2 separate regions of the Homo sapiens genome follow, and region 1 is linked to region 2. The links are chromatin loops, found by intact Hi-C in ENCODE. Cell type or tissue: IMR-90. All regions are shown on one strand. Links, peaks and the distances in the headings refer to the core of each region. The heading gives the core; the rest is flanking DNA.

Region 1 (16,172 bases), core at 3,367-11,366, 390 kb before region 2:
GCAATGGCTGAAGCGAATGTCTCTCTAAGGAGAATGAAGGTATAACTAACCCTGGGTGAGTAGGGAAGAGAGATCTCATTTTGGGGTGGGAAAATGCTCAGATATGTGGAGGCTGTACCAAGCTGCTGGAGAGCTGGGTCGCTTGTTGAGTTGACATTGGGAGGAGGGCATCCATTCAGAGTTAGATGAATAAATGTGTATGAAGGACAGAGCAGGCAGAGTTTTATAGGTTGTCTGTAGGAATGACGAGATAATCTCTGTACATGAAGAAGATGTTCCTGATCCTCTTTTTCCTAAACAATCTATACATCCTAAGTGTTCCACAAGTGAGGTTGGTTTTGTTCTGAGTCATCCCCACTTTACCTAGTTTGTTCTTTAATGGGCATGGTGATGGAAGTGATGAAGAGGATGTTGGGGTCCCTACATTTATGCACTCATTTAGTCCCTTTATTCATTCATTTATTCACTCATCAAAGATTTACTTTGTGCCTCCTATATATAAGACATGGGAAATGCAAATATAAGGAAGAGAGAGGCTTTATCCTCAAGAGCCTCTGTTCCAGTGTGGGACCCAGGCACTCTAAGAATTTCTATACATGATAAGGATATAATTGACATTTGAGAAGGGCAAATAAAGTGGTTTGAAAGTTCAACTGAGGAGAGGAAAGGGAAGAAGGGCATTTGTGTCAACACGAAAGCTTGTTCAAACATCTATGAATTGATTGAATGATCTTACTCACCCGAGTCAGAAATCCAGAAGTCATCGTAAGCATCCTGATTCATGCACTCCTCTTTTCCCTTACCATACACATCCAACCAGTCAAGAACCCTGTTAAGTCAACTCCTGATTATGGTATTCTCTCCATTTTAAGGGGTGCCATTGTAAGATTGGATTGGAAGGTACACTGTTGAGTTATCAGTCTTTGAACAAACATAAGGACACCATCACATTAATTGCATGTATTATGATATCAGATAAAAAAGTAAAGGTGCTCCTTAGACTAGATAAAGGATGGCATTTCTTGACTCCTCAACCTTCGCTCTGTCCCTACTGCCATTGCCTTCAGTTGAGGCTTCCATTATCTCTCATCTGATTAGCGCAGTGATTTATGAACTAACCTTTCTTTTTCTAACATTCTTCTCAAGTCCGTATAGCACTCAACCCCAAGAGAGCTGTCAAAATATTGGTATGATTACCAATACTTATTCTCAGCTGCTCAAAATCCTTGAACCCTTGTCCCCTCCAGGCTCTCCAGCTGTGGGTTCTCAGTTTTGTGTCCCCTTCCCTTCCCAACTTGAGCTCTGTGCCTCAGTAATCCTGAATTGCTTGTTTCATGCTACCACCCCAACAAACCATGGCTTTGCATGCTCCTTGCCTTTGTCCATGCTGGGCCTTCAGGTAGAATGCTGTCATTCTCTTTCCCTTTTCTCATCTCTGCCTGTACAACACCTGTACAGACCCAGCTCTAGCACCAAGTGCATGGACCTCGAGAATGAGAGCCAAGTGTCCCTTCTCTGGCAGTCACAGTGCTTTGTCCTCATCACATTTTGCAGAAACGATCCGTGCATGTTCTCATCTCCCTCCAGACTGTAATCTCTTCAAGGACAGGAACTGTGTCTTATTTATATTTGCATTTCTGCTGTTTACCCCAAAGTCTGGCACATGGTTAGGGCTTAGCAAATGCTTTGTTGAACTGGGCTGAGTGGCCTCGGAAGAGGACACAGCAGAGACTGAGCATATGACCTTGATTTCATAAGCATTTAGTGCCAAGCAGTGAAGTCCACTGCCCAAAGACTGGTAAGACCGACTGTCTTGGGCACAAGGGTGAAATGTGGCTGGGATCAGCATTCTCCAGTGTGGGTGACCCACATAGGCCTTGTGGTTAAAGAGGCAACTGTCCCAGATAGCATGAGCTAGTGGACTATTTCTGCTGCAGCTTCTCCTGGGGGAATAATTTCAGAACCTCTTTCCTGGATGTGGTGGGTTAGAATAGCCAAAATTGTGATTTGGGGTCATTAGAAGATACATTGGGATGATTCTTGCAAATGGATGACATCTGCTCAGTTAATTTTGTCTCTTTAATCTTAGAAAATTCTCATAGATAAAAGCCCCCCATCTTACATCACCCAACCAGAAGACCCAGATACTGTCTTGCTTTTAGCAAATGCCACCTTGACATGGGAGCATGAAGCCAGCAGGAAAAGTACCCCAAAGAAATTGCAGAACCAGAAAAGGCATTTATGCAAGAAACAGAGGTCAGAGGCATACAGTGAGAGGAGTCCACCAGCCAAGGGAGCCACTGGCCCAGAGGAGCAAAGTGACAGCCTCAAATCGGTTCTGCACAGCATAAGCTTTGTGGTGAGAAAGGTGGGTGTGTGTTGCACAGGTGTGGCCTCCAGCCCTCCTCCTTGCATTACATAGCTACAGCCTTCTCCAGGTCTGATACAGTTCAGTTAGAGCTGAAGGTGGTGATGGGATGTCTCTAACCAGAGTCCCTGTATTTTTCCCCCAGTTTTAAAACTATGTACATGAACATTGGAGGCCCCCTCTCCAAGTGTGGAGAAGACGGTGGTTATATTCATTCTGATTTGCAGTACTTCTCTTAGAGTCAGTTGCAGTTTTGAATGAACAGTCCACTCCAGGTGGCTAGGCTTGAACTGACTAGGTTTCATAAATCTTTTTTGATTTGTTCTCTTTTTGTGTGTGTGAGACAGGGTCTTACTCTTTTGCCCAGGCTGGAGTGCAGTGGTGCAATCAGAACTCACTGCGGCCTCAAACTCCTGGGCTCAAGTGATCCTCCTGCCTCAGCCTCCCAAGTAGCTGGTACTACAAGCATATATCACCATGCCCGGATAATTTTTTAAAATTTTTTATTTACCAGGGGAAAGCGGGATAATTTTTAAATTAAATTTTATTTTATTTTTTGTAGAGATGGGGTCTTGCTATGTTTCCTAGGCCAGGCTCGAACTCCTGGCCTCAAGTGATTCTCCTGTCTTGGCCTCCTGGGTCAAGTGCTGAGATTACAGGCATGAACCACTGCTCCTGTCCTAGATATGTTCTTAATTTCACATTGGAATATTATGATAGATGATAATGACTGATAATTTTGAACACTACTATTTACCAGGTACATAATAAACTCACTTAACCACTTCAATAACCAGGCATCATAACTGCCCCTACTTGATGGTTGAGGAGCCTAAGGCACAAGAGGGTTAAATAGCTTGCCCAAGGTCACATAGCTAGCAAGTGGCAGAGGAGGGTTTCATACCCAGGGCACCTGGCTGCAGAGTCTGGGCTCTTAACCACCGGCAAAAACTCCTCTTGTAAAAAGCAAACTGAGATAACAAGCAACCCAGCCAAGGGCTAAGCCAGCCAAGCCAGCCAGAGTCTGTTTGTTGTTCTCTCCCCTCAAGATTGGGGGATGGAGATTTCAGGCAACGCTGTGGGTTTAGGGAATGTTTGGCCTCTTCCTGCATCTCCTGCATGCATCTCCTTCTTGCTCTGGGAACTCAGCAGCAGACTCCCAGGGTGGCAGTGTTGATTTTGCTGCAGAGGGCTCAACATTAATCTTGTGCCTGGTATTTTAATCTCTCATCCTGTTGACTCACTCTTTCCCTGTGCAAGCGCTATAGAAGGAGAGGTTCTTATTTATTATGCAATGTCAAGCTCAATAGCTGGTGTGAGAGTGGTACCTCTCATAGCTAACAAAGCTGTCTGCCACGTATTCATTGGAAACGATATTTAGTTGGCTGAGTGCAATTGAGCTCAGATTTCAGCTAAGTCCCATGAGTGCCACCTACTTTGCCTTCTCGCCACTCTCCCCGTGGAGCACCTGACTTCCCCCCGCCCTGCCTTCCCATGTGCCTCCAAGAGGCCTCCGTGAACTTCCCGTGTTCTAAGGACGCTGCTTTCTGGCCACGCAATGGCTTTGCTAATGTGCTATTCCATATGTCGGTGACTCTGGAATTCCTGCCTCAAGGATGCAGTCAATGTTTTGTGGAATAAATTGAAGATAAAGTGGGGGCAATGCATTGTTGCCTCTGGAGCAGTGGGGGCAATGCAATGCCTCTGGAGCCTGAGGGACCCCAGTTCCAGGCCCAGCCACTTCCTAGCTGCTTGACCTTGGATGTCTTGCTGAAGCTCCCTAAGCCTCTGTTTCTTTACCAGCACCATGCATTTCATAGAAGTACCCATTTCACAAGGTGGTGGGGGAACTCAGATACCACATAAAAATGCTAAGCCCATAGTAAGTCTTAGCTGATGTTAGGTATGATTGTTGCCTTTTTCTTTAACAATTATGTCCAGCTTAAGTGCTGCCCTCAAGTGTTCTACAGGGCATCCAGGTTTTTCCAAGTTTAGCTCCTCAATTCCATCAGACTGGATCCTCCATGGGGTCAGGGTTTTTTGTTCACAGTTATGTCGTTATCCCGAAGCCCAGCTCCTGGCTTGGAGGTGGCCAGCAGTGTTTGTTGGGAGAATCATCAGAGGATACAGGCCTCATGGATTTTCTGCTAAAGACAAGGATGAATCTAGAAGGCTTCTTACTTGGCCCCAAGAAGTGGATAGGACTCAAAGGGCAGCCAAATACCTGGTGAGGCTGCATCACATCTGCGGTCTCTTTAATGCCCCGGTTCATTGAAGTCCTTTTAGGGGAATTAAATAGATTCAGCTTCATTTCATGAGGCAGGAATTCCAGAGTCACTGACATATGGAATAGCCATTAGCAAAGTCATTGTGTGGCCAGAAAGTCCTTAGAACACAGGAAGTTCACGGAGGCCTCTTGGAGGCAAATGGGAATGCAGCATGGGGGAAGTCAGGTGCTCCACCGGGAGAGTGGCGAGAAGGCAAAGTAGGTGGCACTCAGTGGGACTTAACTGAAATCTGAACTCAGTTGCACTCAGCCAACCAAATTTACATCCATGTGGGCTCCACAAAGGCAGGGAGACCTCTGTGTGGATCACTATTTTATCCCAAGGTGCCTGGGATTCAGCAAAGACCTTGTTTAAGGAATTATTGATGACAGGCAGCGACTCTCATGTGCTGAGAATGGCAGACAGGGGATGGGCGTTTCTGGTCTAGCTTGGGGTGGGAAAAAAGCCATATTTGGCCCCATGTTGGGCATCTTTGCCCTAAGGGATTGCAGGGAGCAGGCCTACATGAGAATGTTCTCAGATGCTCCAAGTGCAGTATTGCAATATCTGCTTGAACATGAGTGGACATGCTTACACGTCAGTCTCCACATGGGCTGTTTGCCTGCAATGATTCTCCCCAGATACCCCATGGCACCCTTCCTCACCTCCTTCACGTCTTACCCAAATGTCACCTGTGGCAGATGTTGTCCCTGCCCATGTGCCCTGGACCTCTAAGTGTTTCCTGGCCATCTTACAACTGCCTTATCTGCATCCGTGCCCAAGGGCTCTGCACACCTCCATAAAGACCTTCACAGACTAGAGAGCAGCCCTCAAACAATGACTGCTGGGGCATCAATACCCCACCTCCTCTGCCATTGGGTGGGACAAAGCTATAGTCAGTTCCCCAGAGTTTCCTGCAGTTTCCCTGCAGGGTTGAGTTCCGTTTGCCTCCTGTGTAGGATATTCTGTTAGGGAGCCAACCCAATAGGCTGCCCTTTATGGGCCACCTTCCCTTTCCTGTATCACTTCTCCTCTTCCCTACTGGAATTTCCTGCACCTTCCAAATGTGAGTGTGACTTTCATTCAAATCCTTGATTCAAGGTCTGTTTCTGGGAAAACTCAAGCTAAGACATCTACCTTTCCAGTAAGGCTTTCCTTGTACCCCCAAGCCTCTAGCCCACTCCCTGTCCCTTCCCTGTCTCTTCCCTGCTTTATTTTTCTCCATGGCAAGCATAGATGTGCCTGCCCCACATTTCATTTGCTTGTCTTGCTTCCTGTCCATCTTCCCCTGACTACAAGGTAAGTTCTATGAGGGTAGACTCAGGCCATTGCCTGTTGTGTTCATTGCTGTTCTTGCTGGTGGTTGGAACAGTGCTTGGCACATAGCAGGCTCTGATAATGATTTGTTGGTTGAATTAATAAATCTGGAGCTGTAGAATGTTAGAATAGTGTAACTTCTCAGTAATTCCAGATTTTTGAAAAGCCCCTAGATGTCCATACTTCAAAAGCTACCCTAGTCCCCCTGGGTTGTACAGCCTTTTGCATCCCATTAGATTTGCTTTTCTGGAGTCTGGGCACAGAATAGCCTTCCTGTTCAAGGCCTGTGTCTCCCAGACCAGCACAAGGCTGTTTCACACCAGTGATCTTACGTGATTTCTAGAAGCCCTGTGGGTGCTTGGCTATGCCACACAAGGGAAAGCACTTAATTAAGACTTACATTCCTGCATCCTCCCAGGCTGTTTATGTGGGCCAGGGTGGTGTGGCTGCAGCTGCCATGCCCCAGAGCCTGCAGTGACCCCTTGTTCTCCGCCTGGCCTGACCAGCATAGTTTGGGAGTGGCACCTTTGGGCCAGACCCTCTAAGAAGTGGGAGAGAGTGACTGTGTCCCATCTCTGTTTCTCTGGCAGGGGAAGATCTTGGGAATATGTGGGAATGTGGGAAGTGGAAAGAGCTCCCTCCTTGCAGCTCTCCTAGGACAGGTAAGCTGTGTGATGAGTGCTGTGAAGATGGAACATTAACATGACAATGAAATGGCTCCCTTCCGGTCAGGCGTGGACCCAGCAGATGGCCTCGGCTGCACTGGACACTGTGCATGTGGTTCACAATAATTTTTGGGAGGTTAATGCACGCAGCAGCTCCAGGCCCCTGGGCCAGATGAGGCTGAGTTTTTCACAAACTCTTGAGTTTGCCAATGAGGAGGTCTATTGAATGGCATTGCCTCCTTGCCTAAAGCTCCATCTTGGTCAAAGGAGAGATGGGTCCTTAAACCCATGGTTATCCCCATGAGTTGGGCTGCCCTGATTTAGAAATGCCAGCAAGGCAGCTTGGTGTGGAAGGACTTTGGAGTCTGGAGCTCATGGTGACTATAGATGTATTTTATGCCTGAACTAAAGCAGCTCATGCCCCCACCTTCTCTGCAAACCTTGGGGTAGGAAGAGGGAGGGGACTTGGGTCATTGTCCCTTCCCTGCTCCTTCTAGTTGGGTGACCCCAGGGAAAATGGCTAAGCCATTTGTAGTTTTCACAAACCTCTATGTTGCCACGGTTTCTAAGTCACATCCCACATGAATGAGAAGCTTTGTGGAAAAAAAATGCTAAGTCCTCTTTCTCCCCACTCTGCTGTTGCTAAAGAGAAGTTTGTGCAGCTGGGATTGCCTCTTTCAGGAAGAGGTCGGGGTACTTCTGAAGAAGTGGGGACTCCAGAATAGGGTGGTGGGGGGATGTGTCTTATGAGTTTTAATATGAGTGACTTCTTTTGGCCTCAGTTGACTCATCTATAGAAAGAATGACAACTCCTTCCCTGCCTGGAGGTGGAGGTGGGGGCTGAATTGGATGAGTTCCTGAGGTCACCCACGCTCTGAGAGTGTGTGCCTCCATGATGAGTCAGCGTGAGCCATAGAGGTGACTCAGCTCAATTCCCCACATAATGATGTGAATACTCTTAATAGCATCCTACTGCATAAGAGATGGCCCAACTGCTCGGATAGCTCCAGTGATGGGAAGCTCATCATGTCACAGCCAGTTCCTTCTTTGGAGAGTTTTGATGTATATTGGAGTGAAATTTGCCTCCTTTTAATTTCTGTCCTTTGGAAATTTTGAGATAACATTAAGTCTATCTCCCATGAGACAGTGGTGGGATCAGGCCCCTGGCTGTGGTCACTGGGGAAGCAGGGGGGCACTCTGGACAGCCTGGGTTCCCCAGCTGTTTCTGCCACATGCTCACTATTTAGCCTTGGGCAGGTAACTTAACCTCTCTGAGCCTCATGAAACCACTTGGTTTCCTTGTCTGTAAAATGGGACTAAGGAGAGTTGTGGTGAGGTTTGAATGAGATCATGTAAGCAATAGTTGGCTATAGGATAATTTGCAAGGCCAGTCATGGTGAAAAACATTGAACATACATTTAATTCAGTTCACGGAATATACCCTACACATTAAAAATACTACAATTATTATTGTTATTATCATGGTCTCTTCTCCAAATTGAATTCTCTGTCCATTGCACAACTCCTGAGGTGAAGTGGCATCACATCCTTCGGCCGCCTTGGTGACTCTCCTTCTTTGCCCCTGGACCCACTGCCACTGCCCCGTGAGCATCAGCCCTGAGCACTGTGGCCTGCCCCACATGTACCCTCTGTTGATAACTTTGAACGTTGCATCCCCGCTGTCTACCATTGTCTATTGGATGCCCACGATGAGGGGTCATCTTAAATGAACATATGTACTCAGGGTCACAAACTGGAGCCCATGCATAGTTTTAATTGATTGCTGAATGCTTTAAAAGTCCAAAGATGTCATATAAAACTGGATCTTTGACTCCTCTGGACAAATTAGAAAATCCTGCTCCATCAGGCCTGCATCCTTGCATGGCACCAAAGATGCAACTGAGTCAAGGCTGCTTCCTGAAGATGGGGTGTGCCAAGGCCAACACCCACAGCCGTGCAGGTGGTGCCCTGCTCCCAGGGCCTGGCTGAGCAGGGTTGGATCCAGCCAGTGCACCTGGAGGAAGGGGAGCCTCTTGTGAAGAGTCTGTTCAGAGAACATCCTGTTGTAGTTGGGCCCAGGTGCCATGTGCACTGGGAGCAGCCCTGCAGTCCAAGCTCTCCCATTTGTAGCAGAGCTTACCACTGCCTCTTTTCAAGCATTCCCTGCCTGGCCCTGTGCAGGTGTTTGACTCTGAGATTCTGCATCTGCATGGTTGGGCTTTCTGGTGCATGGACAAGATGTCCTGTCAACGCTTTTGTGCCTTCATAACCAATGCTTGTGGAATATGTGGGTGCCAGGGTGCAATGGGCATTTGAGGAAAAGTTCTCAAGGCTTGGCTCCTGAAGCTTCTCCCGTCTTGTTGTTCCAGATGCAGCTGCAGAAAGGGGTGGTGGCAGTCAATGGAACTTTGGCCTACGTTTCACAGCAGGCATGGATCTTTCATGGAAATGTGAGAGAAAACATACTCTTTGGAGAAAAGTATGATCACCAAAGGTAATATTAACTTTTAAAGCAGGAGGCACATTTGTGTTTGGTACACACTCTCCTACAGATGCTGATGCTGTTGGTAATGACTGCTAAGTGGGTTCTGAGTTTAATGAATTCTGATTAAACATTCATCAGATCCACACAGACACTGGTTTTCCTCTTCCTGAGCCAAGCGTTCAGGAGAGGCGACTTCTGCAGACCTGCGACTGCACACTGGGAAGAGGATAGAATCGGCACTTCATTCCCAGGGCAGAGGAGCATATGTTCCGAGGTTCTCTGCAACAGGGCATATGTGGTCTGACTAGAGAAAAGTGAATCCAGCAATTTTGCTTTAGGCTGAGTACCCAAAACTGCTCAGAATCATGAGCAAGTATGTAATGAATCAGCCCTGACATTATTAATTGACATCAGAGCTATCAGGATATATTATCACTGTTAGTGTCCTCAGAATGGTCTAACTAAATAAAAACAAAGCTCAACTTATAATTACTTGATTTACTTTGAGCCATCATCTTTTTTATATCATTTTATTTTTTAAATGGACATAATTACATTTATCTATGGGGTACACTTTTGTGTTTTGATATATGACGCTGGGGGAGAGGGGAGTGTGGGGAAAGGATAGATGTTGACCAAAGGGTACAAAGTTTCAATTAGACAGGAGAAATAGGCGTTAGTGATCTATTGCACAGAATGGTGACAATGATAAATTTTAATGTATTATATATTTCAAAAGTACTGAAATAGTATATTGTAAATGTTTTCAACACGAAAATTGCGAGTATGTATTTGTAATAACTGTAGTATGTAATGAACAGACAGCAATTTGGGGAGAAATATTTTCTCTAAGAACATTTAATAACCCATTAGCTGGGCGCAGTGGCTCACGCCTGTAATCCCAGAACTTTGGGAGTCCGAGGCAGGTGGATCATGAGGTCAGGGGTTTGAGACCAGCCTGACCAACATGGTGAAACCCTGTCTCTACTAAAAATACAAAAATTAGCTGGGCGTGGTGGTGGGCACCTGTAATCCCAGCTACTCAGGAGGCTGAGGCAGGAGAATTGCTTGAACCCGGGAGGTGGAGGTTGCAGTGAGCCGAGATCATGCCACTGCACTCCAGCCTGGGCAAAAGAGCGAGACTCCTTCTCAAAAAAAAAAAAAAACAAAAAACTCATTAATACCGTGATCACCGTGGACATTTCTATAGTTATTCTCTCCCTACTTCTGAAATGTTTGAGTTTTCTAAATTTTAATTTTAACATTAGATTCAGGGGGTACAGTTTTGTTACAGGGGTATATAGTGTGATGCTGAGGTTTGGGTTTCTACTGATCCTGTTCACTCTCTGTTGGACATAGTACCCAATAGGAAGCTGTTCATCCGTGCGCCCTCTCATCCTCCATCCTTTTGGAATTCCCACTGCCTCTTGTTGCCATCTTTATGTCTGTGCATACCCAAGGTTTAGCTCCCATGTATAAATGAGAACATGTGATATTTGGTTTTCTGTTTCTGTGTGAATTTACTTAAGATAATGAAGTCCAGCTGCCTCATGTTGCTACATGATTTTGTTCTTTTTTACGGCTGCATAGTATTCTATGGTGTATATATACCACATTTTCTTTATCCAATTCACCATTGATTGGACCATCATCTTTAAGCTCTGGAAAGTAATGGCTTCCTATGGTTCTTTGCTTAGCTTGGTGTATTGCCACGTACATTCTCTCATTTGAGTCCCTTAACCACCCATTTAGAGAGATTGTGGCATTATATCCCCATTTTACAGATAAATAAAAGGGCCTAGAGAGGCGAGTTGACCCTCCCAAGGTATTAAATGCTATTAAATGTCAGAGTTGAGTCTTGGACTTAGACGTTGAGCTCCAGATCAACATCAGTTTTCTGGAGCTGGAGGTGCCTGACAGCTGGGTCACTCAGAAACCTTCCCAGGCATCACAATGCTTAATTAAGAGAACTGGAGTTGGTTTTAGGAATCTGGCTGTCAGCTCTCCAGTGGTAGTTTGGCCTTTCTCATCTTACCCACCAACTCTGTCCCTGCTGGCTGGTATGGCAGCATGTATGTTCTCATCAAGAGGCTTGTCAATTCACCTCCTCTTCCCCGGCCATGCCGTCCTGTGGCCAGGAGGCTCAGGTGTGGCAGGAAGGTGATCAGTGCAGGAGTCAGTGATCAGTATAGCCAAATTACTCTGCTCAGCATCTCTTGGCCTGTGCCACCCACCTGGAATGCCTTCTCTGTCTGTGGATGCGGACTGGACAGAGGGTTGCCTTATTCATCAAAATGATGTTCAGAGGGCAAATATGTGCCAAATGCCTGCAGCATGCAGGGCACATGGGGAAAGAGATGGCTCAGGTGTATCTTTGCCCTTAAGATGCTCAAGTCTGGAATGGGCTATAAGAAATGCACAGAAATGACAGTGCACCAGGGAGGAATGAGCCAGGTGGCAGTAGACCGTGCTCGGATTGTTCCAAGGCAGCAGAGATCACGAGAGGATGGTGGATCAGGGAAGAGAAGATGGCACTTGAATTGGGCTTTGAAAGATGGATCTAGCATCCTTCATATGTGGCATATTTAGCAGAGATTTTGCTCCTAGGGCAGAAACTGTGGCTCTCAGGGCCATAGGAAGCAGGAGGGTGGGAGGAAATTGAAGGTGGGAGGTGTTGAGGGGAGGAAGATGTGCTGCGCAGTCTGAGTCAGATTGGCAAATGTAGTAATAGCAATTATAGCCCCCACTGATGGAGAATTTGCCATGCAGCAGACACTGTGCTAATGGCTTCACATGTTTTTCTGCTCCATTCTCACAACAACCCAATGAGAATTAGTTGTTTGCACAATTTTATAGAGCAGAGAGTGAGGATCAGGGAGGTACAGTCACTTGTCCAAGGTCGCCCAGCTGGATTCAAACCATTCTCTGATTCCAAGGCCCCTCATCATAACTGCTATGTACACCAACCCCAAAGTTTGTGTGTGGGCATGATGCTTGGGCTGTGCCCAGGTTCTGTTTTGGGGCCTGTGTGCAACCGGAAGGGCAGCTGCTCATGCCTGCCACTCTCTTTCTTGCCTCTTTATTGGGAAGGTCTGTCTTTTGATGTCTGAGTTGTGAGGCCTGCCCATTGTTACTCGCTGAAGGAAAGAGGGTCCTGATGACGATAATGCCAATGATATCAATCAATCAATTCTGTCATCAACCAACCAATCAGCCACTGTGGAGGCAGGCAACCTGCTGAGCAGGACAGAAACCTAAAGGCCCAGTGGTGCTGCTCAGCAGCTGCTGGGAGGGAGCACAAACCTGAGCCAGGCACTGCAGGCATCCTGAGCAGGAGTTGGGTCCCCAAGGCGGCTGTGCGGGGGCTCTGTGATGCCTGGGGAAGGTTCTGCTTATGGTGGGGGCTGTATGAGTGAGGTTGAGTTGCAGAGAAAACCGAGGGAGGAGGGTGTGGGCATCTGTCATAACATGGGGACGACATCCCAGTGACCACGGACGTTCCTAGGTTCCTCGGTGCCAGAAGGCCCCAAAGGCCTCCCCTGGGGCAGAGCGGGGTCATGCCCCTGGGGACCGCTGTGGGGCTGACCCCACAGCTTTGCTGCTTTTTGCAGGATAGGGCGCTAGTCCTGGCGGCTTGGCTGCCGCAGAGCTGGCTAGGGCCTCGGCTGTCAAACTCCCCAAAGCCTGGGCTGCAGGGCTAGGCAGAGCGTGACGCTGAGGGGGCACAGTGGAGAGGCCAAGAGGCCCAAAGAGCAGGAGTCCCACTCTCTCTCCCATTCCGCCCCCTCACCTCAGGTGCCATTCCCTTCGACTCAGTATCCCGAGTTGTTGCAGGGGAGAAAACTCCATTCTCTCCAACCTACTAGCAGTGAGGGGTGGATGGAGTAGCTTTGTGGAGGGGCTGGGCAAATGTCAAGGTCGTCACTGGTGATCACCCAGCCCCCTGCTGTTAGCCTCCTTCACACACACCCTCTCTTCCACCCACGGTCCTGCTTCAGCCCTGTGACCCCCAGGAGGCCATCCCCAGTAACTGCAGCCCCCAAGGGTGACCCCTCCTCTGACTCCCATGAGCGTCCAGCAGGTGGCGCCCTCAGTGTTTCCTGCAGGGCTTTCCTGTTCAGCGTTGTCTTCTTCCCTGCTTGGCGAAAACCCTGCCAGGGAAGGGGCCATTCCTGAATCAACTCTGCATCAGGTCAGGGGAGGGGCCAGTGGTCACTGGGACGCTACCCTTGGGTCATTGAAGGCAGAGCGACTGGCCAGGGAGCCTTGGACATAGCAGCCGCCACCCCTGGCCTTGCCCCAGCAACACCAGCAGCGCCTGTGGAAGCAGCCCAGGGCAGCAGTGCTTGGGGTCTTTCTCACCCAGCTACTTCTGAGCTTTGCACCAACAGGTATCAGCACACAGTCCGCGTCTGTGGCCTCCAGAAGGACCTGAGCAACCTCCCCTATGGAGACCTGACTGAGGTGAGCGGGGCTGGGAGCGCAAGCCCACTGTAGCTGCACACAGTACATTTGCTCAGGTCCAAAGGGCTGAGGCCAGCAAGCCCCTGTTCCACATCCAGATGCCCCAAGGACGTGTGGGCAAAGCTCAGGTTCCACCCATTCTGAATTCTTCCTCTGGATCTATACTTGCTGGATGTCATAGTGGACGTGGCACCAAGCTTACTGGTGTTTGGCACAGTGTAGTCACTTCTTGGGGCTACTCCCAATCTGCCTGTCGTCTCAGGAAGGGTTTCTGGTGAAAACTGCTTCCTCATCCCAAGGGCTGGCTCTGTCCTGCAAACCAGGGCCCCTTCTTGCCTCACTGGCTCTGCCCAGGCCAGGAGTATGGGGGTCACCTCTAAACATTGCCCCCTGGGGTGCTTGTCCAAACGGGCTGAGCCTGCCACCCCATCCTGGGCTGAGCCTGCCACCCCAAGAGACCCAGGGGAGTCACCTTGCCATCTCGGGTCCCCACCCTTCTTGTGCTCTCTGCACAATCTTCCTCACCTTGCCCAGGAGCCCCAGAGGAGATCAGAAGGCTAAAGCTTTCTGAGGAAAGGCAGTTTGGGGTGTCTTTCTCTACTGGTGCCCTCAGTCTGCATCCCCAAGGAAGTGGCCGTGAAGCCTTCCTGGCCTGCATCTGAGACCTCCCACACTGCAGCCCTGGTTCACCCTTCCAGGCCATGCTCCTACCTGCCTGCCAAAGTGTCCACTCACTTCCTAGCCTCTAAGTCTCTGCTCCTGTGACATCACTATCCTTTGAGTTTCAACCCAAAATCTGCCTCCTCAAGGAAGGCTTTCCCAAGTCCCACCACCTGAATAATTTGCCACAAAGTACTCTACTGATGCTCTTCAGCAGGCGCTTGTGAAATTCTGCTTGCTGCTGCTATTATGTACATAACTACCCTGCCCACCGTGGAGCTCCCCAGGGAGAGGGGACTTCTCTTGTCCAGCTTGTGTGTCCCGCCCCGTGCCTAACTCAACATCTGGCTGAACACCTGGGGTTCACTTTGGGTTCCATTGGATAGAATCACCTACAGCAAGCAATCATCCTTTCCATAAATATTTACTGAGCACCTATTCTGTGCCCAGCATGGTGCCAGGCCTTAGGGTGGTGATGATGAACCAGGAAGTCAAGGCTTATCTCTCCACAGTGCTTAGAGTTGCCTAGGGATGGGATAGTTGCTCTACAAGTAAACAAAATAGGGAACTCGCTTTTCCATCTGCACCCAGCCACGTTTCCCTCTGGTTCACTGCTGCATTCTCCCCAGCTCTCTGCTCACACAATTCCCTTTGGTGATAAAAATGACGTAGCCCCTCCCTGTGGGATCTGCATTGGGCTGGGGTCTTGTGAGATGGGCACCCCTCAATCCTCATGGGAAAGAGCTTTGCCCTCGTTGCCGCTGCCCACTGGGCTTCCTGGAGAGGTAGACAAGTGGAGCACTTCCACTCACCACAGAGTCTCGTGTGACCGGGGGCCCTGTAAGGGGCGGAGGAACTTGGATATGGCGAGGATCAGTGTGTACGTCTTTCCCCTGAGTCCTGAGAAGCTCCAGGAAGCTTCCATTGCCCAAGAACTTCAGGGTGGGCTGACAATGGGCAGTAGCATTGTCCCTGTCCACAGATTGGGGAGCGGGGCCTCAACCTCTCTGGGGGGCAGAGGCAGAGGATTAGCCTGGCCCGCGCTGTCTACTCCGACCGTCAGCTCTACCTGCTGGACGACCCCCTGTCGGCCGTGGACGCCCACGTGGGGAAGCACGTCTTTGAGGAGTGCATTAAGAAGACGCTCAGGGGAAAGACAGTCGTCCTGGTGACCCACCAGCTACAGGTGATGGGACATGCAGGATCCAGGAGGTCACGGGATGGGTGTGGCTGGGGATCTGATGCTCACAGAGCCTCCTCTTCTGCCTATATCTGCCTGTCTTCAGCTGGGAATGTGGGGAGGGAGCCAGGGATGCAAGAGACACTCATGATTCCCCAGCCTTCCTGGCTCCCAGGAGGCCCACCTCTTCCACTCCATGCATGGCCTCAGTGGGGCCAAGACTTTTCCTGCACCAGAGGGTAGATTCTCTAGAAGCAATTGAGTCCTGCCTGTGGGTGGATTGGGGCACCCTTCCCCAAGTTCTGGGCGCCTGGTAAGATGGGGAGCCAGGGAAAACAATGACGGCCCCACCCTTACTCCAGCAATTCTGGGCAAGCCTGAGGCCAGGGATACCTTGACTGGGGGTGTCAGGGGGTGGTAGACCTCTTGGATGAGGGGCCCAGATGCCCCAGGTATCACACCCCAGGGGAAAGGGGCTTGAAGCCAGGACTTTGGGACTAAGGCTGAGGCTTTGGGGAAGCTCTCTCTGCTCAGGGCCACTGTCTCAGGCTAAGGAGCATGAATCTCACTGAAGAAAGCGACTGGGCTTGACCTCAGTGAATTTAAGAATTTGGCAGAGTGGGAACAGCCCTCACTGCATTGGTCTCACATAAGGCGTCCTGATTGCCTGATGGGAATCCAAGAACCTCCTCCTCCCAGGCCAGGTTTCCCTGCTTCCAGACCATCTCCCTCTCTCTTCTTTGTAGGGAATCCCCAGAGATGTGTG
Region 2 (16,172 bases), core at 4,730-12,729:
TAAATTAAGAGTGGAAAAAATAAAAATCAATGAAACCAAAAGCTAGTTATATGGAAAAATCAATGAAACCAGAAGCTAGTTATATGGAAAAATCAACAAAATTGAAAACTTTGATCTAGACTGACAAAGAAAAACAGAGTAAAATTACTAAATCAGGAATGAAAGAGAGGACATTACTATCAACCTTACGAAACCAAAATAATTATAAGGGGATACTATCAACAAATGTATATCAACAAACTATATAACTTAGGGGAAGCTTGTCTCTTTGTAGAAACCAGGTGGCTTCCTTGATGAATTCTACAAAACATTTAAATACATGAATTCACACCAATTCTTCACAAAGTCTTTCAAAAAAATAGAAGAGGAAGGCCAGGCACAGTGGCTCACACCTGTAATCCAGTGCTTTGGGAAGCCAAGGAAGGAGAACTGCTTGAGGTCAGGAGTTCAAGACCAGCCTGGACAACATCATGAGACCCTGTCTCTATAAAAAATTTAAAAATTAGCCAGATGTGGTAGCAAGCACCTGTAGTCCCAGCTACTCAGTTGGCTGAGGCAGGAAGACCACTGGAGCCCAAGAGTTTGAGCCTGCAGTGAGCTATGATTGTGCCACTGCACTACAGTCTGCATGACAGGGCAAGACCCTGTCTCTCTAAAAAAAAAAAAAAGAAAAAGAAAGAAAAAAAGAAAAAAAAAAAGGAAGATTCATTATCCTAATACCAAAACAAGACAAAGACATCACAAGAAAAGGAAATTACATGGAAATGGGTGCAGAGGTCCTCAAAAAAGTACTAGGAAACCAAATCCAGCAGCATATAAAAAGGATTATAAATCCTGACCAACTAGAATTTATCCCAGGAATCCAAGGTCGGCTCAATATCTGAAAATTAATCAACGTAATACATTTCATCAATAGAATAATAAACAAAAACCAAATGATTACCTCAATAAATGCTGAAAACCATTTGACAAAATCCAGCACCCTTTCACAACAAACTAGTTTTAGGGCTCAGAAAATGATACCCCAAAGTGAAGGCCTCAGAGCAAGCCTCAGAAGTAAGGTTTCTCTCTGACCTTCTGCCCTCCTGTCTCTCACCCCTCTTTCTCTCCAGCAAGCCATAGAAATTAGAATTCCTCTTTCCCAAGGTGGATCATAGAATGCTTTTTCCCAGAAGCTAGTTATAAAACATGAAAACATTACTCTAATCTTCCCCCCACCTTTCTGTGTAAAAGCTGGCCATAAAGAAATTATATAACCTACCTTGTTTGATAGTAAATCATAAGACCCCCATTCCAGAAAGGGATGCCTCATACCTGAGAAGAATTAATGCTGTATAGAGAGAGTCCAAGAAGAATGTGAATAGTCAGGCTGGGTTTCCCCACCTCAATCTACTAGCATTAAATCAGAGCCTTGATGTTCAATCATATTTCTATACTGCTGTTCTTTCTTTACCAAATCTAAGCATAAAAATGGATAGTTTTCCCTGTATCTTTGGGTCTTTATTCTAAACCCTCCAGTGTTATATAAAACTATAATTAAATAAGTCTGTTATGCTTTTCTCTTTTTAACTTGTCTTTTGTTATAGGAGTGTTGGCTGTGACCTTTATGATGTCAGGGGAAAGGGATAATCTTTTTGCCCCTAGACAAGGAATACAAGGGCTCTTATTTAACCTGATGAAGGGCATCTGGAAACCCACGGCTTACATAATACTTAAAGGCAAAAGACTGAGTCCTTTCCCCAAATCAGAAATAAGACATGGATGCCCACTCTCACCACTTCTATTCAATATCATAGTGGAGGTTCAAACCAGGTGATTGGTCAAGACAAAGAAACGAAGGACATCAAGACTGGAAAGGAAGAAGTAAAATGATTTCTATTCATGGATGATATGATCTTAGAGAAAACTCTAAAGCATCCACAAAAAACTATTAGCACTAATAAACGAGTTCAGCAGGGGTGCAGGATACAAGATCAAAATGCAAAAATAATTGTGTTTCTCTACTCTTTCTTTCTTTCTTTTTCTTTAATTTTCTTTTCTTTTCTTTCTTTCTTTTTTTTTTTTTTTTTTTTTTGACAGAGAGTCTCACTCTATTGCCCAGGCCAGAGTGCAGTGGTGCAATCTTAGCTCACTGCAACCACCACCTTCTGGCTTCAAGCGATTGCCCTGCCTCAGCCTCCCAAGCAGCTGAGATTACAGGTGTGCACTACCACACCCGGCTAATTTTTTTTTTTTTTATAGTAGAGATGGGGTTTCGCCATGTTGGCCAGGCTGGTCTCGAACTCCTGACCTCAGGTGATCCACACACATCAGCCTCCCAAACTGTTGGGATTACAGGCGTGAAATACCATGCCTGGCCTATACTCTTCCAATGAGAAATTCAAAAGTGAAATTAAGAAAAGCAATTCCATTTACAATAGCATGAAAAAGAATAAAATACTTAGAAATAAATCAAACAAAAGAAATGCAAGATTTGCACACTGAAAACTATAAAACATGATGAAAGAAATTAGCCTAATTATTCCTAATAATCAAAAAGTGAAAATCACTCAAATGTCTATCAACTGATGAATGGATAAACAAAATATAGTATATATACATATACACATTAGAATGTTATTCAGCCATAAAAAGGATTGAAGTATGATACCTGCTATACTATGAATGCGTCTTGAAACCATTATGCTAAGTGAAAAAATGCAGTTACAAAAGGCCACGTATCATATTATTCTTATGTATTTAAAATATCCAGATTAGGCAACTCTATAGAGATGGAAAGTAAATTAGTTGTCGCCTAAGGCTGAGGGGATGAGGTGACTGGAGGGTGATAAAGGGTACAGGGTTTCTTTCTAGGGTGATTTAAATGTTTTTAAATTGATTGTGATGATTATTTCACAACTCTGTGAATACTAAAAAACATTGAACTGTACACTTCAAATGGATGAATTGTATGGCATGTGAATTATATCTCAATAAAGATGTTACCAAAAAATAAACAACTGTCACGGTCATCAAAAACAAGGAAAGTCTGAGAAACTGTCACAGCTAAGAGGAGACTGAGGACACTTGATGACTTACTATAATGTGGGATCCTGATGGGATCATGAAATAGAAAAATTAAGGAAATGCGAATAAAGTACATATTTACTTAATAATAATCTATCAACATTGGCTCATTAATCACAATAAATGTACCATCCTATTGTTAAGATGTTAACAATAGCAGAAACTGCCTATGGGGTCTATGTACTATCTTTGCAATTTTTCTTTCATCTAAAACTATGCTAAAATTAGAGTTTGTTTATTTCTTTAGAGACAGAGTCTCACTCTGTCTGTCGCCCAGGCTGTATAGTAGTGGCACAATCTCGGCTCATTGCAACCTCTGCCTCCCAGGTTCAAGTGATTCTCCTGCCTCAGCTTCCCGAATTGCTGGGACTCCAGGTGTGCGCCACCACACTCAGCTAATTTTTGTACTTTTAGTAGAGACAGGGCCAGGCTGGTCTTGAACTCCTGACATCAAGTGATCCACCTGCCTTGGCCTCCCAAAGTGCTGGGATTACAGGTGTGAGCCACCACACCCGGCCAAGTTTACTTTTAAAAAGACATCTTTGCAATTTTGAAAGAGGTGCTTGAGAAGTCCATTTAATTACATTTGTATCAATTCTCCCTTGCTTTACATATTTAGTTGCTATTGTTTTTGTTGCACACAGATTTGACTTATTCACACATCATAGCTTTTATCAGTAGCTTTTTATGTTGTTCAGTGCTCTTTCCCCTAAATCCCATGTTAATTTTAATAAGGCTATTTTAGCAGCCCCATGGCACACATGGTTTCTGCGTGGCCACAGTGAAGTGGCATCTTTGGTACTCTTACTCACCTTCTGTCCTCATCATAGACTACTTCGGAGTCTCCACCACTTTAAGACTTCGGGAACTTTTTTGCTTCACCTATGTCCCCACCTCCCAGTTCATAAATTTGCTGAATACTTATTAGAATCCCCCACATCCCTTCTATTTCAAGGATTTTTGCCTTTGCTCACTCGTGTTTCATGACAGCAACCTCTCCACATCCATCCATAGTGCTTTGTTATTTGCCTCATTTTTCTGGTTTCCTGCAACTTGAGTTGCGGGGGGCAGTTAGTGATTTCTTAACTATTTTCTTCAGATGGAGCATGTGGGTGATATACACCAACGTTTGCATAAAGAGAATATTTTTAGATCCTTTTTTAACATTTTATATCCATTTTTAAACCCTTCACTACTTCAGAAATCAAAGGAATCCTGAAGTTTATGAACAACTGAAGAAGGCGTTAATGAAGAGAGATCGCAATTCAAACTGTCTCTCTATCCCTTGATTTCTGCAGAAGGGTGGGAAGATCTGTTTCCAGTCTGGGAAAGGTGGAGGTTTTTCTCTTCCTTGAGAGACTCAGAAATCTCCAGGAGTGGTCTGAGTGCAGTGGCTCACACCTGTAATTCCAGCACTTTGGGAGGCTGAGGTGGGCGGATCACCTGAGGTCAGGAGTTTGAGACCAGCCTGGCTAACATGACAAAACCCTGTCTCTACTAAAAATACAAAAATTAGCTGGGTGTGATGGCACACACCTGTCATCCCAGCTACTTGGGAGGCTGAGGTAGGAGAATTGCTTGAACCTGGGAGGCAGAGGTTGCAGTGACCAGAGATTGCACCACTGCACTCCAGCCTGGGCAACAGAGTGAGACTCAGTCTCAAAAATAAAAGAGAAAGAAATCTCCAGGAGTGAAGACAGAAACTGAAGGAGCAGCCAGAAAGTATTTAATGCAAATGTCAATACAGTCAGCCTAAGTAGAGGCCAGCTCAGCCCATTGGAAAGGGAGTTGAAGGTAAATAGAGCAGAGGCTCTGGGAAAGGAGCCAGCCAAGCCAGCCCAGGTGATAAGAGGTAGACGGTCCTTTTTTGCTCTCACCTCAGAGCCCTCACCACGCAAGGCCTGGTTTTTCAAATAGCCTTCCTTACAGATAAAAGCCATGCCTCAGTACAAATGAATTCTTGCTCTGATACCACTCAGATGTATTTTAAAGCATTGTTCCAACAGACTGATTCCACAGTAAAAGAGAGGAAGGGCGGGGTGAGAGAAAGGAGCCCAGAAGTTTCCTTGTCTGTCTCTATGTGAATCCGCCAGGCCTTTGTAACAATCACACTTAACTTGAGAGTATCTGGAAGAATGGGCCATTTTTCATTTTCCAGAGAGAATGGCCAGCACCTATAGCTTTAATAGATCCAGAGAAAGAGTAAACATAACATTTAGGATCTCTGACAAGGTTAACTGAAGATTCCACCCCAGGACAAGTGGGGTGAGTTACTTTGCTATTTCCTCCCATATGTGATATAATTTTTAGTATAATCACATTTTCTCAGACCTCAAGGAAGAGCCCTAGGGGATATTTTTAATTATAAGGTAGACTTAGCATTTGGCCCTATGTATTATGAAACATCTTTGCCAATGTCAGATAGTTGAGTCCTAGGACCAGATGGGAGCATTCATACAGGCTTATACGAGGCACTTCAGTTCCTCTTATCCTCAAATCTGCTCTCACCTCATTGTCTGAATGTACAACATCTGAGGCTTTGTTCTCCCTCGCACTCTCTGATGGGAAGCTGTATAATTCGATCCATTGTACATTAAAGGTGTTTCGTTAGGATGATCATTTAAAATACACACACACAAAGGCACACTCCAGGGTGCCACATATTAAGCATTTTATCTTTTCTTTTAAAACAATCAGAGCTAAATGTTTTTACAGATAATCCCAGACCTCATTATAGGGGAGTAAGTGCACACTCTTATAAACCATTCTTTCTCAATAACCTGGCTTATGAATATCTTCCTCTGCTCTCTTCCCATTTTCACATTTAACCCAGTTTCCTACCTTTTGAAATTCAGCAGAATCTTCTCTGTCTTGTGTAGCCTTGGCTGTGTTCTCCTGACCTCAGATCCAGAGACGATTCCTGTGGGTTATCTACCTAATGCCACCCACAACATGAAAGCCAGCCTGTAGCCGGCTGTCAGGAGCTGCTGCCTTCAGGTGATTATCATGCTCTGCATGCCTTTTGGAAAGGAAAAAAAATCAGTGAAGCACTGCTGGTCTTGCTGCATCTTCAGGATTATTATTATTATTATCATTATTGAGAAATAGTTGACTCTGCAACTGGACAGATTCTCCTTCAAAAGGCAAAGATGCCATAGGAGCAAAGGAGTCGAGACACCTCGTTGTCTATCCCCTGCCTCTGGGATGGGCTGGGGCCATTCTAGAATTTCAGCGCATTCATTCTCTCCACATAGGATGGCTCAATGTTTATGCTTAATTGCAATAAGTTTCCTTAGCATAACAGAAGCTTCGCTGGACATCCTCCAGTTCTCCCAGTTAACAGCGATGTCCCTCCTCCTCTACCAGGCTGAGCCATTATAATTTCTTCCTCAGGAATATGGATTGGGAATGTATAGCAAGGCCCCTGGTATGTAAACGCAGGTACTGCTGGTGGCTGTGTTTTCTACTGTGTGGACTGGAGAACGAGAAAGCAAAGACACAGGAGGAGGAGAATGTCCAGAGAGGAGTGAGATGAAAGCAAGGAAAGGGTCCCCCTTGCTGACAGCCAGGCCCCTCCCTGGTTCTATTCTTCCCTGAAAGCCTTGCTGCATCACGGGTCCATGAGCACCGTTCTATGCTTACAATTCTCCCTCACTTATTTTGTTTTTGTTTTTTGAGGCAGGGTCTCACTCTGTCATCCAGGCTGGAGTGCAATGGTGCGATCTCAGCTCACGGCAATCTCCACCTGCCAGATTCAAGCGATTCTCCTGCCTCAGCATCCAGAGTAGCTGGGACTACAGGCGTGCGCCACCACACCCAGCTAATTTTTTGTAGTTTTAGTAGAGACAGGGCTTCACCCTGTTGGTCAGGCTGGTCTCAAACTCCTGACCTCAAGTGATCTGCCTGCCTTGGCCTCCCAAAGTGCTGGGATTAAGGTGTGAGCCACTGCACCCAGCCTCTCCCTCATTTATTTTTTCCCTTAAAACAGCTCAAGTAAGTTTCTGATATAACCAAAACCTTCCTTACTGATAAACACATGTAACTTTTAAAGAATTGTTATTCTTTCCCTTTTCCTTTTGCCTTTTCCACTTTATCATCTGGTGTTTTGACTTCGTGGTTTTGCTGTGGACGCACATGTACGCTTGTGCGTTCTAAGACGACTTGCCAGTCTATATGGAAAAAATGAAAGACAGATTCATCCTATTCATAAACAAATGCAGGGAAAGGCATTTCAGAGCCTGCCCTGGTGAGTCACCTGCACCCCCTCCTGTGGGGCAGTCACTCTTTAGCACAAGTCTGTGTGGAAAGGCAGAGCTGGGGATTGTAGGCACTTTCATTTTTTTTTTTTAAGAGAAACCAGAAATAACCATTTTTATGAGAAATCTCTTAATTTTGAATTGTCGGCACAAATTATGTTCATACAGGAGACCAGTCCCCTGCCCCCTGCAAAAAAAGTTTTCAGGCTGCTTGAGCTCTCTACTTTACATCCTGTTAGTCATACTGTGGTCTGAGGACCCACAGCATCAGCAGCACTCAGGAACTTACCAAAAATGCAGAATCTCAGGCCTACCCCAGACAGGATGAGTCAGAATCTGTATTTTAACAAGGTCCCCAGGTCATTTGTCTGCACATTAAAGATTGAGAAATCCTGGCTTAGTTCACTAGTTCCTAAATTTGGCTGCATATTAAAACTGCCCAAGGAACTTAAAAAAAAATAGTAATACCTGAATTCCACTCCCAAGGATTTTGTTTTAATTAGTCTGGAATGCAGCTTGGGCATAAAAAAATAAAAAAATAAAAAACTCCCTGGGTGATGTTAACAGGTAGCAAATGTAAATGTAAAGAACTGCTGGTCTACCACAGGACCCAACACCACTTCCTACGGCCTCCTAGGTACTGTCCAACAGCTCACTCAGACCTCATCCGCCTTGGCTCCTGAATTGGCAGCTCCAGGTCTGGAGTCTCAAGACTTTCACAGGAGGTGCAAATTGTAGCTCCACAAATATTGCCAGAAGATAATTTTGGGAGAGGAGTGGGGAAGAGCGTTTCAATTTTTTTTAATTTGATGATCCTAAATTAGAAGACAGGACTTTCTCAAATGCCACAAAGAAATAGTGAGTATGAACATCTTAGAAAAATAACTATTATAGTCAAAAGTACTCAACTGCACAGTACAAAGACTCCAAACACACAGGATTTAAACCTGTATCTTAAATGATCTTAGGCTTCTGAAAATCCCAGTTCTTTGAAAATGTGGCCAAATAAGAAGGGAGAGAATAACAACAGCAAAATAACCAAGGTTGAACCCTGGGAGAAAGGATGCTTAAAATTAGAGTGCAGGAAAAACATCTTCTTTTACATTCTGACCCCTCGTCTCACCACTCTGATCATTGCTTCTATAATACATTCCAGCAGCTAAAACAAGCTTTTTGTTTGTATCTGAGTGTCTGTATAAAATTCTTCCAGTGTGATAAACTGCAAACAAAAACCAAACCCCCAGTTTTTTATCCCCCCTGTATCAATGCCTTGTGCAATGTGATCTGTGGCTCCTCCCCTCATGAGGTAGAGTCTTTCACCCCATCCTTTGAATCTGGGCTTCCTGTAGCCAATAGAATGTGTGGAAACTGTGCTCCCAGTCCTGAGCCTAAGCTTTAAGAGGGCTTGCATGCTGCTGCTCTCTCTCCTGGAGCACCAGTACTGCAAAGTGAGCAAGCTGGATTCGCTGGATTTGGAGAAGACCCAAGGCCCTCCTAGACCTCTCAACAGCCAGCCAAACCCCAGCAGCTGAGAAAGCCCTGCCAATATCAGCAGTCACCTGCCTAACCCACAGCTGACCAAAAATGCATGAGCAAGCCCAGTCAAGGCCAGAGGAATCACCCAGCTGGCCTACAGCATAGTGAGTTAAGTAAATACTTCATTGGTTACACAGCAATAGCTAACGGACATACCCAGCTTAGAGAATTTCAATTTAAACATTAATGTTCTAAAGAAATGGAGTTCAAAGAAATAACTGGAAAATAGTTAAGCAAAACTTGGGAACACTAAGGAAAGAATAAGCTTCTTTTGTCAATTTTGTTCCTCCATTGAGTCATTTAGGGACTGCTGTGTTACTTTGCTAAGTCAAGGAGCTGAGCAAAATTGAGGCCAGCTGGTTGGAGGTGGTGCATATTGAGAGGATGTCCCTGGGCACCAGCATCTGACAATGACTTCCTATCCACTTCCTAATTCCACCTCCACTACTGCTCCTTTTATATTTTCATCTACATTATTGAGCATTGTAATTTGAAGACCAAATTTAAATATGAACAATGTTCATGTTCTGAATAACGTCACGTTTATGGATTCCTTAGATAATTCTTATGACTGAGTACGATTTCCAAAAAGATAAAAACATCACATGTCCTAGGGCTTTCTGCAAGCTTCCTAAGAAAACGGAACTGTTTCATAAGAAACTGCTTTCAATATTCTTGTTAGAAAATCAGTTTAAAATTTAGCTCAAATGGCAAAAGAAAAAAAAGTCAGCATTTATAAGATACCACATGCATCACAGACTCAGTCTTCTCTCTCCTCTAACAAATTAGAAGTAGTGTTCAATCCTTGGGCAGTAGGCAGCTTTGTAGACAAGAGAATTATTCTGCTTGTAGCTCCCTATGACACAGGATTAAGGCTGGATTTCTGCAAACTTCTCCTTGCCTTCATAGCTGACTTGATTTGCCAAGAAGTGAACAGAATCAACCACATAATCCTATTCTAAGGCCATTCATAGTTTCTGAAGAAGGCTGGTGGCTGCCCCAGATCATGGGATAGCCCAAAGATGAACAATATTTGTATTGAAAAGCCAGATCTACTTTCAGGAGGTAAATAGAAGACTCACTTCCAGGTAAATACAAGACTAATGAAGGAAATTGCATTTTTCTCTTAATAGTGAGGTTGGCAAGCCAAGCACATGGCGTATTTATGGATCTCTGTCCCGGGCATTATGAAGAATAAAGAAGCCATCTCCCACGCAGTGACTGCTCTCAAGGAGCTCACAATCTGGTTAAGGAGACATGATGCTCGTATCCAAGAATGAGGCATGTAGATCAATACTTCCAAGAGGTATAATTCAGATGGTAAATGGTACCTGAGTGACCAGAGTTAGAGGACACAAGACTATGCTGTGAGCTGGATAAGTCATGGAAGGCCATGGGAAAAAAATCAAGAAATCAATGGCAAGATTGAGCATGCTGTTTATTAACTACTCCTCTAGAAGTATGTCCTGGCTGGCTGACTCGTTCATACACACACACACACGCGCGCGCGCGCGCGCGGTGATAATGCTGTATTTGTCCCATCTACTGAGAGTCTCAGGAGAGACAGCTGTGTAGTAGGTCGCTATTGTCATTTCTTCACATTATCTTGAGCTAGACACCACCTAGGACAGGTAAGCTCCTAGAGAAGGAAATGGTCCCAGGTGTTACCAGTGAGACGAGAGCAACCCAGGCATGTGAATCAGGAGCACACAACACAGCATCTTTTGATACGTCCTTGTGAATAGCAATTCTTAGAAAGCTTTTCCATCGGGCACCATCTGGATGCATAACTACCATTATGACAAAATAGCACTTGCTTCCACTCCAGCCATGCTTATATCTTATATCGTTGGCTCATAAAACTTGGGAGTTTTATGAGCCTTTATTTATTTCATTTATTTTTTTTTTAGACGGAGTCTCACTCTGTTGCCAGGCTGGAGTGCAGTGGCGCGATCTCAGCTCACTGCAATCTCCACCTCCCATGTTCAAGCAATTCCCCTGCCTCAGCCTCCTGAGTGGCTGGGACTACAGGTGCCCGCCACCACACCCGGCTAATTTTTTTGTATTTTAGTAGAGACAGGGTTTCACCATGTTGGCTAGGATAGTCTCAATCTTCTGACCTCATGATCTGCCCGCCTCAGCCTCCCAAAGTGCTGGGATTACAGACGTGAGCCACCATACCCAGCCGAGCCTTTATTTTTAAAAATTAAGAAAAACTTTATCTTTACACAGTTGGTTTTCAATACAATCGTAGCACATTTTCCAAAATGCCAAGTGATCTCAAAGTAATTTACATCTGAGCTAGGAATATGTCAGGTTTTCAGGATATTTCTCTTCCTACTTCCTAAATTGTGCTCTGATGAGTCTAGTAGTAAAATTAGTTAAGTATTCAACTAGGCACAAACTGCATGATTAGAGAGGATAGCTGTGAGAGCTGGAAGGAAACCAGCCTGATTTAAAATTTATCAAGAGATGATTTAATTCCACACAATGAGCATTTCCTGCACTGTGAGGGAACTGGTCATCATTATTCATTAAGACACAACCCACATGCAGTTAGATTAAGGGATGATCATTTGGGGACCTCACTAGTTTTTCCATACAAATTTGACCCCATAGTCCTAGCAGCGCAGACCAACCTATAGATGGCAATTTTACCTTGTGGGTCATTAAAACGAGCCTCTCCTTCTAGCTTTATCCAGCAGACACTGCCTAGCCGTGCTACAATCAACCTGAAATGTGCTGCACACGTTGCATCTTGCTGCCTTAATTAAAGTACACCAATCATCCAATTACACTGTGTGATTTCTCAAGCCTCTTTAAAACAAGCCCCATGAAAGCCAGGAGGAAAAATCCAAATGAAGAAGGAAGCCCCAGGATTTGAATAGGTTCTAACCACAAAGTCTTCAATTTGTTCCTAGGTGTATAATAAGCAGAAATGAAACAAGAGTCTTAATCTCCTGCATGGCCTTCAACAGGAAGGAAACACAGCTCAGCTGAAGGAGGTAAACAAAGCTGCTCACCCAGCTTCGTGCTACGCTACGTCTGGCCTCTCCAGTTATTTCTCTCCCTCTAGGCTGACCAAGCTGGATGGCCTCACCTTGACTGCTAACACATAAATCTTTGCAAGGAAACAGTTCACTTAACTGACTATATCATCTACTAGCAAGGTCATTCTTTACATTTGATAAAGTGACCTACAAAAGGGATCTTTTGCAGAATGAGTGCAACAAAATGTCTCTTTACAAATAAAAGCCAAGCGTCCATGCATAGACTTCTCTTGATAAACGTAACCAAGACTTTCTGACACAACACAAATTACTCAGTACCCATGATCTCATTTAATCTCAATCGTCCTACATGGGGACCTTGACATTCAGAGTGAGTAAATAATGTGCTTACAGACAGACAGGAGGTAAGTGGCAGAATAAGACAATGTTGTTGGACAATTTGAGAAAACAAGGCCAGATTCCATCCACTTCTTCTCAGAGGACTGTGAGACATGGTTGGGAGTATGGACTCCAGAAGCAGATCAACTTGGGTTTGAATTCTGTGTTTATTGCTTTCTAGCTCCATGGCCTTGACAAAGCTATTAAACCTCCCCTGAGCCTCAGCTTCTTCATCTCTAAGATGGAAAAACTCCCCTCTATCTTAAAAGATTGCAATGAGGATGAGATGCAGTAAGAATGCATGTGCAGTATCTGACGTGATGAGCATATTCAGTTGATGCTGGCTATTATTATTTATGGAAAAATTGTCCTTGGTTTCATCTCCTTTCAGTCTCTTACTGAAGTAGCTTGAGAGCTTTAGGTAAAACAACTTCCAACAGATGGATCTAAGAAGCAACTGGAGATCATTTGCCATGATGGTGATGAAGCATTAATTAAGTTGGAATTACCACCCAAACTCAACCAGGCAGGAGAGATCCTGGAGGAAATCCAGTCTATTGGTTTCTCAGCAGAAGAAGAGCTCTGCTTATGGTAAGACTAGAGCTGGTGGCAGAGGGATGTGGAGTCGAGTGGAGGTGGGGAGCCCTTATCACCTATGGCTTTCACTTTGGTTAAGACTGCGTTCTTTTTTTTTTGAGATGGAGTTTCACTCTTGTTGTCCAGGCTAGAGTGCAGTGGCGCAATCTAGGCTCACTGCAACCAACACCTGCCAGATTCAAGCGATTCTCTTGCCTCAGCCTCTCCTGAGACTACCTGTGGGCATGTGCCCCATTGCCCGGCTAATTTTTTTGGTATTTTTAGTAGAGACGGGGTTTTGCTGTGTTGGCCAGGCTGGTCTCAAACTCCTGACCTCAAGTGATCCACCCGCCTCAGCCTCCCAAAGTGGTAGGATTACAGGCGTGAGCCACCGCGTCTGGCCTAAGACTACATTCTTTGCACTACACCCTTGACCAAGATGAATCTTGAACACAGAGTGCTGCAAGAGACTCCATTTCAATCCACTGGCTCCCAGGGCCAGCCATCTGCCTTATCCAATTGGGAAGCAGAGATGAAATTAAATTGCTGCAGCATCTCTCCCCCACTCCTGAGAAACCAGTGAAGGATGGCAGACTGGCTGGCTATGGCCATTTAGAAAGCAGACCATTCTGTGTTAATGAGGCAGAAACCAGCCAGACTGCAAAGCCAGGAAAGATGCATCTTTTCTGCATTCTTGTAGAGGGACCTCGGGGAAAGACAATATCCTACAGCAAAGTGCATGAAAGGAATCAGTATCTTGTTAGTACAGTGACATCTCTATCTGTTCAAAGTTTCCCAAACCAGAAGGGGCATGAAAAACTTTTCAAAGAGTTAGAAGAGTAACCAAACATAAGATAAAAGAATTATGTATGAGCCCACTGCCCAAACTTCAAAGCAGCACAGTTCACCCACAGCATGGAGATGAAAGGGATTGGATTGGATCTGAGAGCCGTCATGAAAGACCTAGGTGGACCAGAAGCAAAGGAAGCCTCCAGTCCCATCCAGAGGCACCACGGGGAGGGGAGGGAGAAGAGGCTGAGGATGCTCTTTCTCCCAAGGTGATGCTTCCCCAGTGTTTCTTGTCATTGTTCCGCATTCTATGTTCTATGTTGACATAGGTGAAAGACATCAAAGAGCCTGAGTGTGAAAGCAAGATGACAAGATACAGCATTCTTTTCACAAGAAATGCAGAGAAACAGCCCGGAGGTGACCTGTGCTTGCTGCAGCCCATTCCCCAAACAGTGGGCCAGGGACCTCTGTCGTAATTATGCTTGCAACTCAGCGATGTATTTCATCACCCGGTAGTGGGGCTGCTGCCAATTCCACCTCTACAAAATGTTGCAGAGTAGAGACATTTTACAGGAAGAATGTTGTCAGAGTGCTGTTCATCTCCACCGAGGCACAGACAGAAGAATAAATAAACCCAGGCTTGCAAAGTGGGGGTTGGTTATGGTCTCACCCTCTTTCTCCATCCCTTTATGAGTGAGACCACCATGGCTTGGGAGAGTTAACCAATTTCTGTAAGGTTTCGCAGCGAAGGTCAGAAATAGAACTAGGACTAGAATCTACAGAGATTGAGAAGAACAAAACTCTTCATCGTTAGGAAGTTAAACCCAGGAGTGTGACTGAATGGATGGGAAATGAAAAACAGGATTGATTTTCTTACCATTGTGACAGCTCACAAGAATCTTTCAAAATCCTTCCCAGGCCTAAGAGGCTATAAACCACGAAAACAACAACAACGAAGAGGAAAAGCCAGGAGTTGGGTGGCACGTGGGCAGGAGATACTGGAGGACGCAAGGCAGGCAGATCATCGAGGAAGACCACTGGGCTGAAATTTTACCACAGTTTGGCCTCAAGCAGAGAAATGAGAGCTTCCAATATATAAGGCGCCCTTCTGGTTGCTGCTGAGCACACAGAGATGAAGAAGCACCCGCCAGAGGGCAGGGAGAGGAATAATGCCGCAGTGTCAGACACAGATCTGACAGAGTCACTGTCATGTACATTTCCTCACAGTGAGCCCCTGAGCTAAGTATTGTTTTCTCTATTTTACAGAAAGAAACATCAAACCGTGACAGAAAAAGAGTCAGTGTGATGTATTTGCGCATTATCTTCCTGTCTCTCTATGTAAGAATTTAGGCAGAAATAGGTAAATACGTAGAGAAACTAGGATGTGTTCATGAAAACTGATGTTTCAACAAATCTAAAGACAGTAACATGGGAAAATGAAAGAAGCTCTCTGGTGTCTGTAGCCTCACCATCTCCTCACGCACAAGGATGCGTCTCCTCGAAAGCGCCCTTGCTCTGCAGCTGAACCAGAGGCTGCCTGACCCTCTCCACCTCAGGGAGCGAGGCAGAGCACCACTGTGAGGCTTCCCTGAGGCACAGGTTAAGACAGGTGGACATTCTTCTGTAAACAGTGGAGAAGTCACAAAAGGTTTCTGAACAGAAGAAGAATCTGATTGGATATGATGCTTATAGGGGAGCTGGACTGGGAAGACAAAACTCAGGTTTGAAAAGCTGGTGGGAAGATGTGGAGCAGTCAAGACGAGAGGTAGCAAAGAGAGGTGCTGAAAGTGGAAAGAGAAACAGGGCCCTACCTTTAAACAGCCTGCAGGGTGAATCCACGTAGATGTGATCATGTGGTACGGTACCATTAGGCCAATGCATGCATTTAGCAAGACTCTTCTAGAGATGACGGCTTCAATCCAAAGGGCTATTATGGTGGGAAGTGTATCCCAGTAGGTAGTTGGGGAAGGGCGTCTTTCTGGGAGGGAAGACACTGGAGCCTCTCAAATCCTGGCAAAGCGACTCCTGCTTTCCTTAGCTTCCCATCACCAGAGAGCACCTTTCTCAACCACATCAACCAGATAAGAAATGAAAAGACAGGGATTTTTTTTTGTTCTGTTCCATCATTGGTGTCCTTGTCTCTTCCCCTTGTGCCCATGTTCTAACCCAGAAGTGTTGTTCCACCAAAGCCACCTTGCTGGTTCCCTGAAAAGCAGGCAAAATCCTGTCTTGCTCCTGAGAGACTATTAGAAAAGCACTTTGATGATTACCTTTTGTTAATGTGCAGAACAGATTTTTAAATCGTCAGTTCTATTACCCAGCCCTATCCCTGGGCTTCCTGCAGAGCTGACCCCGTGCCCTGCTTTCTTCATCTATCACAAACATAAAAACTCTTTAAAGATCCATTACCTCCTCCTGCACCCCCCATTATTATAACCTTCATTCTAGCTGTCAAGAGACCTTGCTACAGAAAAGAATGCTATAATTCAGCATTAGCTTACCAGAAAACACTGGTGGGAGTTGAAATCACAAGCAGGCAGAGAATAAAGTAGAATCAAAA

Evidence for each region. Hi-C counts contacts between places; a loop is a spot of excess contacts. Peaks named below come from ENCODE experiments on the same cell type or tissue, not always from the same donor. Only the 100,000 strongest peaks of a DNase experiment are listed, where the experiment ranks them.
Region 1: a loop joins it to region 2, with 2.4 times the contacts of the local background. A loop is called at or near these places in 2 of 110 quality-filtered maps.

Annotation. Positions count from the first base shown.
Region 1 is chr16:48,114,655-48,130,826 of GRCh38, reverse strand. ABCC12 (ATP binding cassette subfamily C member 12) reads left to right here. Exons shown (of 31, transcript NM_001393797.1): 10 at 1-39; 11 at 2,090-2,368; 12 at 6,543-6,614; 13 at 8,987-9,111; 14 at 13,494-13,566; 15 at 15,209-15,412. Among named protein-coding and RNA genes, the nearest start is that of ABCC12, 33 kb to the left of the region's middle. RefSeq lists enhancers at 7,321-7,440, 6,647-7,846, 13,020-13,882. In IMR-90, for the core only: no CTCF peak of the experiment used is centred there; DNase peaks (open chromatin) are centred at 3,516 and 7,526; H3K27ac peaks cover 2,194 bases.
Region 2 is chr16:47,724,098-47,740,269 of GRCh38, reverse strand. No RefSeq gene overlaps it. Among named protein-coding and RNA genes, the nearest start is that of LINC02133, 130 kb to the left of the region's middle. RefSeq lists an enhancer at 5,357-6,556. In IMR-90, for the core only: no CTCF peak of the experiment used is centred there; DNase peaks (open chromatin) are centred at 7,259, 7,599 and 8,839; H3K27ac peaks cover 1,765 bases.